Linked DNA regions of Homo sapiens: region 2 is linked to region 1. Evidence: chromatin loops called from intact Hi-C (ENCODE). Cell type or tissue: OCI-LY7. All regions are shown on one strand. Each heading gives the region's core, and the rest is flanking DNA. Links, peaks and the distances in the headings are about the cores only. Region 1 overlaps ANKRD44 (ankyrin repeat domain 44). Region 2 overlaps ANKRD44 (ankyrin repeat domain 44).

Region 1 (2,911 bases), core at 206-2,705:
GGTTACAAGAAAACATCTCTTCCTAGATCAAGATCAACCCTAGTGAGAAGTGTATTACTTGGTCTTACAAAGAGAGGAAGTTATTCTTCAGGGCTTATCAGAGCAGGAATTTCAAAGATGTTGCCTTTTAAGATGTTTCCAAGTATATTTCCTTCCTTCCCCCAATAAACTAGTATGAGTATGGAGAGAAAGGAAGAGTCACACAACGTTTATTTGGTTCCATCTCCAGATACGTAAAAAGAACCTAAGGCGTTTTAAGATTCAAGAACTTCTGAAAATGTCCAGTCTATCTTGGGACAAAGTCAGAAGGAGATGGGGTGGGGAAGTGGCCTGGGTGGGGTGGGGTGGTGAACAACGATGGTTTCTGTGTAGCTTTAGGTCCAGGAAGTAAGTGTGTGGTCTTTCTTGCCTTATATAGTCTTACCTTTTCTGTTTGAGACTCAATTCTTAGAAGTCAGTTCTTAACCTCACAGATTAACTTTTAAAACCATTTGCTTAGACCACTACTAGAAGAGTTTTGCTCCATCATTGTGGGCAGGGAGCCGCCCGCCTGCTTGGAATCCCTGCCTTAGAGTTTGTACAGGAGTACCTTGCTCTCCATTCAGCTTCTAGTAAAACAACCACTTCTTAATTTCTCCCTCCTTTTTTTTTTTTGTGTGTGTGTGTGTGTGTGTCAGGGTCTCACTCTGACTCGATAGTATGATCATGGCTCACTACAGCCTTGGCCTGCCAGGCTCAAACATCCTCCCACTTCAGCCTCCCCAGTAGCTGGGACTATGGGCGCGTGTGCCACCACACCTGGCTAATTTTTGTATTTTTTGTAGACACAGAGTTTCGCCATGTTGCCCAGGCTGGTCTCAAACTCTTGGGCTCAAACAGTCCACCTGCCTCAGCCTCCCAAAGTGCTGGGATTACAGGCATGAGCCACTGTGCCTGGCACCTCATCTGTTGAATGCCCTATTTGTGAAGTGAATCTTGATTTTTGCTAGGCCTCTTGGATTTTTTACTGTTGATAACCTGAAACACAAATTGTCTGGATTTGTCTTTAAATGTGGCAAAAGTCAGGGGTGACAGATGATGACATTTTCTCTCCAGCTAAAGCTGGGTGCAGGAGCTTGCTAGGTGAAGCAGACACTACTTCAGCAGTCAGTCCTGTAGTGACCTCTCAATCTTGTAAGAGAAGGAAAATGTTTTTTCCTAACTCTTTTTTTTTCAGGAGAGTAAAAAGAAAAAGGGAGAGACCAGTGTAATTTTTAGTCTTTTTTTTTTTTTTTTCACTGTAAAAAAGGAACTGGGAGCTATCACTACAAACAAACAAACTTGGCATTTAGCACTTCTGCATTTGTAACTTTTGTAACAGTGTCCCTTCTGTTTTCCTCTTCACAGGGCACACATAATTTTTATTGCAGCCTTAGGGGGCACTAACCATCCTGGTTTGTGCAGATTGACTGGTGTCCCAGCATATGGGGCTAAAACCGGGAAAATTCCAGGCAAACTGGGAGGAACTGGTTACCCTGTGTAACATAGAACATCCTCAACTATGTCATTAATATAATAATGTAATTAGTTCCTTGTATGTGGACATTAGGAGTTTTATATTTTTTGGTAAAGTGAGATAATTTTAAGTTTGGGAAAGAAAATTTTGTTAAATACAGATCTAAGGCATTTGACTCAAAGATAGCCATGAAACCTTTTTGAAAATTGATTTGATATTGACTGTTTTAGGGTGTTCTTTATGTCATATAGTTAAAGGCACTGTAGTCATTTTAAGTGTGTGGTCGTATCTTCAGCCTGGATCTCTACCCGAAATTTATTTTCAGAGTTATGAAGCTAGGATGGTAAGTTCTGTTGCATGTTTAAAGTGTCCACTATTCTTACCTGCATTTGTTAATGATGGCAGAACACTACTTTCATCTCGGAGGCTGCCTGCAGACAAACTGTTTCAGCAGGTGGCCTTTTTGGAGCTTCCTGCCTGGAGGCCTTCTGGTTTGGTGTTCCCTTGCCAAGTCCTAGTTCACACTTGAGTCACCTACCTTCTTGCCAAAGGCAGTGGCTGGCAGCGGTGGCAGTGGCAAGAGACTAGAAATCCTGTGTAACTTTGGGAGCAGGATTTCTAGCCCATAGTGTGGGGCCTTGGGACGTGTTACATATTTTACTGGGCTGCCCTTGTTCTTCCATGGCTCCCTAGAGCACTGGTGTTAAAGCAAACAGTATGCTGTAGTCCTGTCTTCAGCATAGAAGAAGGGAAAAGAAAGGCTTTATTTAGAACCTTTTCTGGTTGTTTCAGGACCCAATCACATGGTTTTGAGAGTGCACTTGAGGCTGGTGTTTCATGGCAGAGACCTAATAATGTCACACATTTATTGTGCTCTTATTGTATACTGGGCCTTTGCAGTGAATCATGTCTTAATCCTCATAGCCACACTAGGAGGTAGGTGGTGGTGTGATTTCTATTTTATGGATGAGAAAACAGGAATAGAGAGGCTAATTGACCGGTTTAGGGTCATACGCCCAGTAAGTGATCTAGCACACTGTCCTACCCTGGCAGTCTGATTGCACAGGTGGGGCTCTGACCACAAGGCTATACTTTTCATAGTTGAAAGGGCAGTGCAGCCATGGGATTAATGGGTGTCTGATCTTGTTTACAGAGAAGCCATTGGATGAACAGCGTTCCCTGAACTCCTTCTGCCTCTTGGGCCAGACCCATTTCTGTACATAGTAAGGAGCTGCTCTGAGGCCTCTGCCCCTGCCTGGCTTATACCTGGCTTTTCCCATTAGCCTCTCCATTTCCTCACCCCGGTGAATGATGTGTTGGTAGTTCAGTGATTTTTTTCATATATATATATATATATATATATAAAACGAACTGCGGTCATTATAGGAAAAGCAGAAAGCTAGATGAGCAAACCAA
Region 2 (2,911 bases), core at 205-2,704, 170 kb after region 1:
AGGATTTAGTACCTAGTAGGGGTGAGGTGGGAAAGAAGCTGGTAGGTAAATGGCGATGCTGTTAACAGAAGAGGCACAGAGCAGGGGAGCAGGGGCCGGGAGGCTGGTGGGTCCTGTTTGCTAACGCTGAGTTCAGCAAACATGTCGTTGGAGTGGGAGCTCCATGAGGACAGGGATCTGTACTTTGTTCCTGGATGTATCCCAAGCCTGGTACAGTCTAGGCATCCAAGAAATAATTTGTTGTTGAATGCTGGAAATTCGGGTGAAGATGACTGATAGATTATCTATAATTATTTATACAAGTCTAGCACTCAGGGACAGGGAGGATGATCATCAAACCATGGTAAATGCATCAGGTAGCTCAGGGGAAGTATAAAGGATGAGAAGATCAATGTGAAGGCAGGGGTGGCAGGGAACCCTGGTGAATGTCAGCCTTGAAGCCTGGTCAGAGGAGATGCCCATTATCCAGGGATACAAGAGGTTCAAACCTTGCATGCACTTGGTGCTGGATGACTGACCTCCATAGCTGAATTTACCAAATGCAGCTTCTCCTCTGCTACTGGAGAAGGTGATGTTCTCCAGGTACACCTAGGAGCAAAAGGTCTTGCTGAGAATTAATATACAGAAGTTGCAGGTGTCTTTGGCCGTTATTGGTGTCAGCTTTTCCTCTTTGGCAACTATCTGGAAATTTTAATATATACTTGCTAGGTGACAGCTTAGTAGTCATGGTTTTTCTTGCTGCGCTTTGTGATTTTAGTAGGTTTTAAAAGGGGTTGGTTGTGTTCTCCTTCCAAATATCCCGCATGGAATGAGAGAGGTCAATAATCCTAAATTGCCTGGCTCAGACCCTGGAGAATTCAGAATCTTCTCATGGTCCCACATTTTATTTCCATTTTGTCTGGGAAAACGAGGGCAGTGAGCTGACTGAGTGGGTATTACCAGCTTCATGAGACCAACCCCTTCATAGAGGAGTATTTCCTGGCCTTTTAAGACCACTTGGTCTTTAGTAAATTTAAGTGTCTCTTTAAAAATATGTATGGATTTGTTTCCTCTTCAACAAGAACCAGGTCTTTTTAGTTGGGAAAATAATTCAATATGTACCTCCCATATGCCAGGCACCTTTTCTTTGTAGCTCATGGAGCTACAAAAAAAAACTAAGACCGATGGTCTCTGCCCTTAGGAAGTGTGTAGTCTAGTGGAAAAGAAAGACACAAAAAAGATGATTTCATTACTCTGTGACCTTTCCCAAGTGATCTCTATCTTTGTTAGCTCAACTAGCTTCAAAGACTTCAATCCTCAAAACATCCATTTTCCATCAACAACCAGTCTGCATTCTGTAAGTATCTTTAGTGTGTTTGAATCCAGTCAGCCTAATGATGGACTGACCTTCCAATCTGAGAAAGGCTTTTGTTGCTTCTCCAAGTAACCAGCTCCCTCTGTAGGTTTGCAGGGAGGAAAAAAGAATCACTAGCCAGATAGGAATTAAATGCAAACAAACCCTGAACTGTAAATAATTGGGTCACATATGAGCTCATGATGTCTTCATATTAGTATCTGTCACAGCAAGTTGGACAGTTTCTTATGAAAATTGGAGTCTCGGCTGGGCGCAGTGGCTCATGCCTGTAATCCCAGCACTTTGGGAGGACAAGGTGGGTGGATCATGAGGTCAGGAGTTCGAGACCAGCCTGACCAACATGGAGAAACCCCGTCTCTGCTAAAAATACAAAATTAGCTGGGCATGGTGGCGCATGCCTGTAACCCCAGCTACTCGGGAGGCTGAGACAGGAGAATCACTTGAACCTGGGAGGCAGAGGTTGCGGTGAGCCAAGATCACGCCATTGCACTCCAGCCTAGGCAAAAAGAGTGAAACTCCATCTCAAAAAAAAAAAAAAAAAAAAAAAGAAAGAAAAAGAAAAGAAAAGAAAGGAAAAGAAAATTGGAGTCTCTGTAACCATTGTGAGAGCTGACGGTGGAGAAGACATCTTAACTCCAAGCACATTGCTGTCCTGTGGAAGTCCTAAATTCAGATTTCCTTCTTCTTTGGAATTTAGTCTTATTGCCATTATTTTATGCCTCTCCTAACTAATAGTTGGGGAAAAGAAAGTAGATTTGAGGGGAAGAAAAGAGAAGGTTTGGACTGGTATTTTGGAATTTAACTGTTAGCACTTGTCAAGATGGATATATGGTTTCAGCTGAGAGCTGGCACAGGTCTGTTCTTTAGATTGGTAAGCACTGATATTACATGTTCATGTGTTTGAAACCATTTCTTCATTGAAAAGTTTATAAACTCTATACTGTCTGTCCTCAAAGCCTATTTGCTTATAAAATGTAGATAATTGATCTCTCAGGGTTTGAGGTTCAACCAGGGAAGCAGAACCACCATGAGAGATACAGAGCAAGATATTTATTATAGGAATTAGATCTTACACAAGTGTGTAGGGCTGCTGTGGTCTGTGTGAGGCTATCACCTTGGATTCTGTGAGGCCCTGAAGTCACTGTAGGTCAGCAGAGTCTACAGTGGAAAAGCTGGATGTAAAATGGGGGAGATCAAGGACAAACTGGAACTGAGGTCTGTCTAACACTGCCTCCAACATCATGGACATGGGTGACTTGCAGAAGGAGTTGTGCATGCACCTGGCCCAAGAATTGGAGAAACTGAAGGAGATGCAGCAGGATCTGAAGAAGCATCAAGCCAGGCACTGCCCCTTGCCAACGTGGTGATCCAGCCGATTAGTGTCATCATGTGAAGCTGCAACACTACCTGGTGCCCAACAGCATACCAGTTAGGCTGTAGTTTCACTTATGCCTTCCAAAACTCATCAGATATCTCTTGTGGCCAACCCTAAAGGGAGTACTACAGGGAAAGGAATTCTGGGAAATTTAGTTCAACTCAGCCAACTTGGCACAATAC

The links. A loop is a pair of places that touch in the nucleus more often than their neighbours do. Peaks named below come from ENCODE experiments on the same cell type or tissue, not always from the same donor. Only the 100,000 strongest peaks of a DNase experiment are listed, where the experiment ranks them.
Region 2: it touches region 1 in a loop (2.7-fold over the local background); 10 of 110 quality-filtered maps call a loop at or near these places.

The regions. Positions count from the first base shown.
Region 1 is chr2:197,305,916-197,308,826 of GRCh38, reverse strand. All of the region lies in intron 1 of ANKRD44 (ankyrin repeat domain 44), which reads left to right. Among named protein-coding and RNA genes, the nearest start is that of ANKRD44, 3.4 kb to the left of the region's middle. RefSeq lists enhancers at 638-687, 1,268-1,347, 1,388-1,437. In OCI-LY7, for the core only: CTCF peaks have their summits at 1,265 and 1,466; DNase peaks (open chromatin) are centred at 366, 1,366, 1,956, 2,576 and 1 weaker place; H3K4me3 peaks cover 2,500 bases; H3K27ac peaks cover 2,500 bases.
Region 2 is chr2:197,132,938-197,135,848 of GRCh38, reverse strand. The region is part of intron 4 of ANKRD44 (ankyrin repeat domain 44); the gene reads left to right. Among named protein-coding and RNA genes, the nearest start is that of ANKRD44-AS1, 64 kb to the left of the region's middle. In OCI-LY7, for the core only: CTCF peaks have their summits at 1,211 and 1,410; no DNase peak of the experiment used is centred there; H3K27ac peaks cover 453 bases.